Regions from separate parts of the Homo sapiens genome. Here region 1 is linked to region 2. The links are chromatin contacts, found by Hi-C in ENCODE. All regions are on one chromosome and are shown on one strand. Each heading gives the region's core, a stretch centred on a gene start or an enhancer-like site at or near the end of the contact. The rest is flanking DNA. Distances are from core to core; before and after follow the strand shown. Region 1 overlaps MARK2 (microtubule affinity regulating kinase 2). Region 2 holds the start of PLAAT2 (phospholipase A and acyltransferase 2).

Evidence for each region. A loop is a pair of places that touch in the nucleus more often than their neighbours do. Pooled maps may share reads with other maps.
Region 1: a pooled map shows a loop between it and region 2 (10-fold over the local background). The contact joins the enhancer-like site here to the promoter of PLAAT2 in region 2. A Hi-C loop is called at or near these places in 4 of 37 single-sample maps with no recorded cell type and 9 of 50 pooled maps.

What each region holds. Positions count from the first base shown.
Region 1 is chr11:63,854,296-63,858,320 of GRCh38, reverse strand. The region is part of intron 1 of MARK2 (microtubule affinity regulating kinase 2); the gene reads right to left. Among named protein-coding and RNA genes, the nearest start is that of MARK2, 17 kb to the right of the region's middle. Within about 2 kb of position 2,216, at least 3 of the 41 ENCODE cell types and tissues checked have a DNase peak (open chromatin) inside an H3K27ac peak, as active enhancers do.
Region 2 is chr11:63,560,825-63,564,779 of GRCh38, reverse strand. It overlaps PLAAT2 (phospholipase A and acyltransferase 2), which reads left to right and starts at 1,401. Exons shown (of 4, transcript NM_017878.2): 1 at 1,401-1,464. The coding sequence starts at 1,456. RefSeq lists a silencer at 365-444.

The DNA.
Region 1 (4,025 bases), core at 967-3,466, 290 kb before region 2:
TACAGGGCCAGGCACAGTGGCTCATGCCCGTAATCCTAGCACTTTGGGAGGCCGAGGCAGGCAGATCAATTGAAGCCAGGAGCCTAGCCAACATGGCAAAACCCTGTCTCTACTAAAAATACAAAAATGAGCCAAGTGTGGTGCTGTGCACCTGTAATCCCAGCTAGTTGGGAGGCTGAGGCACAAGAATCGCTTGATCCCAGGAGGCAGAGGTTGTAGTGAGCTGAGATGGTGCCACTGCACTCCACCCTGGGTGACAAAGCAAAACTCCATCTCAAAAAACAAAACAAAACAATAATAACGATGATAATATAGCCAGGCACAATGGCTCATGTCTATAATCCCAGCACTCTGGGAGGCTGAGATGAGAGGATTGCTTGAGCCTGGGAGGTTGAGACTGCAATGAGCCGAGATCATGCCATTCCACTCTAACCCGGGTGACAGAATGAGAACTTGTCTCAAAAAATAAAAAAATAAAAAAAAAATGTATCAACCAAAGTCATGGAGAACCAAACCAAGTTTTGTCTACAACCATGATTCTTACAGTTTTTGGTTTCAGGACTCTTTGCATTTTGAAAAATAACTGAACACCCAGAAGCTTTTGTTTATATGAATTTTATCTATCAGTATTTACTATATTAGAAATTCAAGTGAGGAAAAATTTAAATATGTATCAATTCATTTAACAGAACATGAGTAAACTCATTACATGTAAACATAAATGACTTATTTTTAATAAAAAACTTATTTTCCAAACCACAACTAAATATATACCAAAGGAAGTCTACCTGATGAACTAATCTTATAATGCAATCAAAACAAAACAGCTGACCAAAAAACAGGCTGGGGCGGTGGCTCATGCCTGTAATCCCAGCACTTTGGGAGGCCAAGGCAGGCAGATCACCTGAGGTAAGGAGTTCGAGACCAGCCTGACCAACATGGAGACCAGCCTGACCAACATGGAGAAACCCCGTCTCTACTAAAATGCAAAAATCACTTGGTGGCAAGTGCCTATAATCCCAGCTACTGGGAAGGCAGAGGCAGGAGAACTGCTTGAACCTGGGAGGTGGAAGTTGCAGTGAGCCAACATCGTGCCACCACACTCCACCCTGGGTGATAAAGTGAGGCTGTCTCAAAAAACAACAAATACTAACAAATTAAAGAAAGAAAACGAACAAAAAGGAAATGAGTATAAAAACTGAAAAATTTAGGCCGGGCGTGGTGGCTCATGCCTGCAATCCCAGCACTTTGGGAGGCCGAGGCGGGCGGATCATGAGGTCAGGAGATCGAGACCATCCTGGCTAACACGGTGAAACCCCATCTCTAATAAAAATACAAAAAATTAGCCGGGCATGGTGGGGGGCGCCTGTAGTCCCTCCCAGCTACTCGGGAGGCTGAGGCAGGAGAATGGCGTGAACCCGGGAGGCAGAGCTTGCAGTGAGCCGAGATGGCGCCACTGCACTCCAGCCTGGGCGAGAGAGTGAGAGAGCGAGAGAGCGAGAGAGACTTTGTCTCAAAAAAAAAAAAAAAAAAAAAAAAAAAAAAAAAAAAACATGAAAAATTTAAAAATGGAAAAAAATGAGAAAAATAAAAAACAAGACAGGTTGCAGTGGCTCATACCTGTAATCCTAGCTCTTTGGGAGGCCGAGGTTGGCGGATCACTTAGGCCAGGAGTTCGAGACCAGCCTGGCCAACATGGCGAAACACTGTCTCTACTAAATATACAAAAATTAGCCGGGTGTGGTAGCGCACACCTGTAATCTCAGCTACTTGGGAGGCGGAGGTGGGAGGATCAACTGAGCCTGGAGAGGTCAAGGCTGCAATGAGCTGAGATCACGCCACTGCACTCCAGCCTGGGCAACAGAGTAAGACTCTGTTTCAAAATAAATAAACCAACAATAAAGAAATTAAAAGGGAAAATGAGAAAAAAATTTAAGAAATAAAGAAAAAAGGGGAGAAAAAGAATAAACAAGCCATATATTTAAAAAAAAAAAAAAAACAAAAAAAAAAAACCCACAGGGCCAGTGGTGTATGTATCAGAAGGAGGAAATCAGTTATCTTTGGTCAAAGTCCCTCACATCACAGAGAACTAGCTTCTGGAACCAGAAGGACTGCAAACCAAAGTACTGAATGCCTCTTTGAGGCCCAGGCAGGGATTATACTGGGGCTGGGAACCAGCAAAACAAGAGCTCCTTATGAAGTCAAAGCAAGTAACCAACCAACCGATCAAGACAAGGGCCCCATGTTTTGTCTGCTACCGTGGTTTTCTCACCTTTGGTCTCAAGAACTCTTTATATGCTTAAAAAATTATTGAGGACTACACAGCTATCTTATTAGAAATTGAAACTAATTTTAAAAAATATTTATTAATCCATTCAAGATCATAAATCCACATGTTTATGCTAATAATCTTTTTAAAATAAAAAACCTGTATTTTCCAAAACAAAATGAAATTTCACCACAAGAGTAGCAGTGCTTTACATTCTTGCACATCTCTTTAATGTCTGGCTTAATGAAAGACAGCTGACTTCTCTCTGCTTCCACATTCAATGTGTTTTCATAAGTTGTTTTGGTTGAAACATATGAAGAAAATCTCACTTCACAGAGACATGTAGTTGAAAAATAGAGTTCAACAGCCTTTCAGATACTGAGGATTTTCTTCTTTGATACTACACCAAAATTCAACAAGTGGTAGTTTTTAAAGGCTAGTTGCAATGTGGAACCTGAAATTTTATCAAGGAACATTTCATATACTTTTACATTAGTCATCCTGCACTGTTTTTTTTTTTTTTTGTTTTTGAAATAAGGTCTCACTCTGTTGCCCAGGCTGGGGTACAGTGGCACAATCACAACTTACTACAGCCTTGACCTTGGGCTCAAGAGATCTTCTCGCCTCAGCCTCCTGAGTGGTTAGGACTGCAGGTGCATATCACCATGCTTAGCTAATTTTTTAAACATTTTAGCAGAGATGATGAGGTCTTGCCATGTTGCAGAGGCTGGTCTTGAACTTCTGACCTCAAGCGATCCTCCCTCCTCAGCTTCCCAAAGTGCTGACATTACAGGCGTGAGCCACCATGCCTGGCCTCGTCCTGCACTTTGAATGGCTCTTTTACCCACTAGCAATCTGGAAAATATTTCTTCACTGAATTGTGCAGAATTTCCAAACACTGACGTTTCACACAATGTCAAAAAATCACATTCATTAATTTTACTACCAATCTCGGAAAAGTTTTAGCAGACACAAGTTTTCCAAAATTCTAATTTTCACTTGAAAACTTGAATTTTATCACTGGCAACAATGACAGGCTCACTTTGTTCATTTTCATAAAATGTCCATATGAACAACTCTAGTTTGTCCATCAGTTGTTCTTTCAAGAAAAAATTATGATCCCTGCAGCTGGTTCAGCTCCAACACATGTGCTTTCCTCAAGTTTGGCATACAGCAGCAATGCCTCATGAATACTTTGTATTTCCTCACTTGGAATACCCTTTTTTTTTTTTTTTTTTTGGGATGGTGTCTCGCTGTTGTTGGTCCAGGCTAGAGTGCAATGGTGCGATCTCGGCTCACTGCAATTCTCCTGCCTCAGCCTCCCGAGTAGCTGACATTACAGGCACCCACCACCATGCCCAGCTAATTTTTGTATTTTTAGTAGAGACAGGGTTTCACCATGTTGGACAGGCTGGTCTCGAACTCCTTACCTCAGGTGATCCACTCGCCTTGGCCTCCGAAAGTGTTGGGATTACAGGCGTGAGTCACTATGCCTGGCCTAAAGAGACCTTTATTAAAGGGTTGATAAAATAAAAGACTGGGCATGGTGGCTTATGCCTGTAATCCCAGCACTGTGGGAGGCTGAGGCAGGTGGATCACTTGAGGTCAGGAGTTTGAGACCAGCCTGGCAAACATAGTAAAACCCTGTCTCTACCAAAAAAAAAAAAAAAAAACAAATAGAAAAACTAGCCAGGCGTGGTGGTGCGGACCTGTAGTACCAGCTACTGGGGAGGCTGAGGTGAGAAAATCACTTGAA
Region 2 (3,955 bases), core at 152-2,651:
CAGCCCCTAAAAAGATGATCAGCAAGCCTGAGTGGGACCGGCCCAGAGGTCTCTGGACAATGGGGCAGGAGATAATTAGCCAAGCCAACCCTACTGTCTCCCTCCAGAAGGAATACTTTGAAGATTGTCCCACTGCAACTCAGAGGAGAATGGAGTGGAGGTGCTGAGAGAGGCCGTCTCCATGGGAGCAAGACCACATGACCACGTGAGCTGAGGGAGTAGCTGGTCATGCAGAACTGCTGTGGCTCCCAAAGAGTTTTCCAGTTCTGGCTCCAGTCCATCTGCATCCCCACACTAAAGCTCTTTGTTTGTTTGTTTGTTTATAGCCTGAAGAGGGTAAGTTATTGGTCCTCGCCCCCATGCCCCACAGTGAGGATGCTCAGCTCCCCCCAGCCCCACCCACCCCTTCCTGTCCAGTTTGCTCAGGACCGGACAACTATATGTAGATGACAGAAGAGATACTTATTTGGAGCTTGGGTGAGATAAGCATGCAGGTGCCTCAAAGAAGCAACCTCTACACACCCAGTACTGGGTTTTGGTTTCCATTTGGTGTGGAATGAGTGTTTCTGAACTGTGGGTGAGAGGCAGAAAGGGGAGTGGTTTCTATACTGCTGTCCAAGCAGGCTCACTCTGTTTCCAGGGTAGAGGAATGTGCCTCCAATAATACGATTTTTCTAGGGCCATGGGGTTTGAGGTTGGTGGAAATGTTTGCCTGTCCCGGCAACCATCATTCCCAATTTGGAGGCATGAATCTCAGTCTCTCTGGGGCTCCTCTCTCCTTTTTGAAATTTTCCCCCATGGTCTCTGTCTCTATATCCTCCCTTGCCCCCACAACCACTGGATCTTGCTTGTTCCACCTGAAACTTGGTGATTGTCAGCTGTGCCCCTGACCACACTGCCACTAAGTCCTTCTCAATCTATATCCTGAGCTCTGATTCCTCTTCTGTCTGGCTGATTTTCATGCCGCCTTGCCTACTTGATATGTGCTCTGCCCCTGTTTGAAGACAGGGAAAATTTTACATGAACCTTGATCTATGTTCTGTTTTTTTTTTTTTTTTTTTTTTGACTGAGTCTCGCCCTGCCGCCCAGGCTAGAGTGCAGTGGCACGACCTCTGCTCGCTGCAAGGTCTGCCTACTGGGTTGACGCCATTTCCTGCCTCGGCCTCTGGAGTAGCTGGGACTACAGGTGCCCACCACCATGCCCAGCTAATTTTTTCTATTTTTTAGGAGAGACGGGGTTTCACCGTGTTAGTCAGGATGGTCTCGATCTCCTGACCTTGTGATCCTCCCGCCTCAGCCTCTCAAAGTGCTGGGATTACAGGTGTGAGCCACCGCACCCAGCCTATGTTCTGAAATAGTTGTATATGGGCTGGGTCACAGGGAAAGTGAAACTCAGAGCTAATTTAAGGCTGGACACAGAGTCAGCAACACACAAGACATCATCTTGAAGGAAGGATGGCTTTGGTAAGTCCCCAGAAACGGTTTTAAAGCTTTGATTTGAGGAACAACCACCCTATTAGTGATGATTATGTGTATTCTTGTTGGTCTACAGCTCTGGCATGGAGGGCACATGGGCACATGCTGAGTTCTGGGGGTCTGGCTCTCTCAGACACTGTGGGAAGGAACCACGGTGCTGGGTTATGACCCTGGAGGCTCCCCAGCCTCAGCTGCCGCATGGGGTCTGGTTCTACTGTGGCCAAAGTTTGCGTTTATGCTTTTCCAAGCCCTCCTCTGGCCAAACTACCAGTGGCTCTGCTAAGCCTCCTGAAGGCAGGAATGGTGGGCTCAGGGAGAGCAGCCCTTGGTTTACCCCACAGGCCGCCTCCTCTGTCACATCATCCTCAGTGGGAGGGATTAGCTGGGGAGGGAGGGTCCAGGGAAAGGGCTCCAGCTGTGTGGGTGGCAATGGGGGCTGTCAGAAAGGGCTCTGTCTCCCTCGCCTCCAGGCAGGGCCAGTCCCTCTACTTTCCCTCCTTCCCTCCAATTCCTTCTTAGTTTCCTTCTTCCTTTAGACCCAATAGCAGCCACATTTCCCAAGTGCTCAGGGGTCCAGACACCATGCTAAACACTTCTTTTATTTAATCCACACCAGGTAGTTAATAAGCAATCCTATGAAGTAGGCATAATTACTGCCAACTTCATGGATAGGAGGAATGATATACTGGTAAGTATAGAGAGGGGGCTGCCCAAAAGTCAGAGAGGGAATTCGAACTTAGGAGGCTCTGACTCTAAAGCTTCGACTTAAAAAAGAAAGAATGTATTTAATTCCAGGAGAAATACGTGAACACATTCACTTTGTCTGAAAAACCGAAACTCTAGCCTGGGCAACATAGTGAGATCCCATCCCTACAAAAAATATTAAAATTAGCCAAGGATAATGGTATGTGCTTATAGTCCTAGCTTCTTGGGAGGCTGAGGTGGGAGGATCACTTGAGCTGGGGAGGCTGAGGCTTCCTGCAGTGAGCTGTGATAGTGCCACTGCACTCCAGCCTGGGTGACAAAATGAGATCATGTCTCAAAAAAAGCCAAAAGCCAAAAACCAAAACTATTAGCATAAAAACTAATGTCCCCTTTGACCATCCTTCCCATCTGTACAGCCTTTCCCCTCTGTACAACCTGGTGCGTATTCTTCCAAATATTTTTCTGTTTTTGCATACATATATGGCTACCTTACAAGTATTGGTTTGTAGCTTTGGGGTTTGTTGTAGTTTTAAATTGCATTCCGTGAGGACAATTCAGTTAGGAAATGCTTGAATCTTTTCCTTTATTTACCAGCTTTTGGAATAATAGGGTGATTCTTTTCCATCCTCCAAAGATGCCTAGTGTTTTTAAAAAATATCCTTATGAACACGTGGGTTTTAACATATTTGATGTGTTTCAGTTTGTGTACAGTTATTTTTATTATTTTTTTTTGATGCTCAAATTGTCCCTTATTTGGTCAAGTTGACTCTTGACCCCTCTAGTCAAAGGCTTTACTTTTTTTTAAATTTCGAGGTTCTGGGGGGGAACATGTGGTATTTGGTTACATAAATTAGTTTTTAGTGGTGATGTCTGAGATTTTGGTGTACCTATCATCTCAGCAGTGTACTCGGTACCCAATGCGTAGTCTTTTTTTTTTTTTTTTTTTTTTTTTTTGTGATGGAGTCTCACTCTATCGCCCAGGCTGGAGTGCAGTGGCACGATCTCTGCTCACTGCAACCCCTGCCTCCCGGGTTCAAGCAATTCTCATGCCTCAGCCTCCCAAGTGGGTGGGATTACAGGCACCTGCCACTATACCCAGCTAATTTTAGTATTTTTAGTAGAGATGGGGGTTTCACCATGTTGGCCAGGCTGGTCTCAAACTTCTGACCTCAGGCAATCCACCCATCTCGGCCTCCTGAAATGCTGGGATTATAGGCGTGAGCCACCACACCCAGCCCCAGTGTGTAGTCGTTTATTCCTCACCCACTCCCACCCTTTTCCCTCAGTCTTCAGAGTCCGTTGTATGATTCTTATGCCTTTGCGTCCTCATAGCTTAGCTCCCACTTACGAGTGAGAACATAGGATGTTTGATTTTCCATTACTGAGTTATTTCACTTAGAATAATGATCTCCAATTCCATCCAAATTACTTCAAATGAAAGGCTTTACTTTTAACTATAGCTCCCCACCAGACTTTGAGTTGGCTGGCACTCTCACCACCCTCGGCAGCAGTTCAACTCCTTTGTGGCTTGGCTCAGCTGAGATAGGGGGAGGAGGGGTGCTGGCTGGCACCAGAGCATACCGGAAACAGAATTTATGTGGCAAGGGCTGTCTCCCATTCTGGGTGTGGCCAGGGCAACATTCCTCGCACCCATGCACCCTCCAGAGGGGCACTGCCCTACCACCAACTCCAAACACACCCTGCCATCCCTTGCTTTAATTTTAGCCTGAGCTCAGACTTCAGCTGCCCTGGGCTTGCCTAGGACATTCTGGGA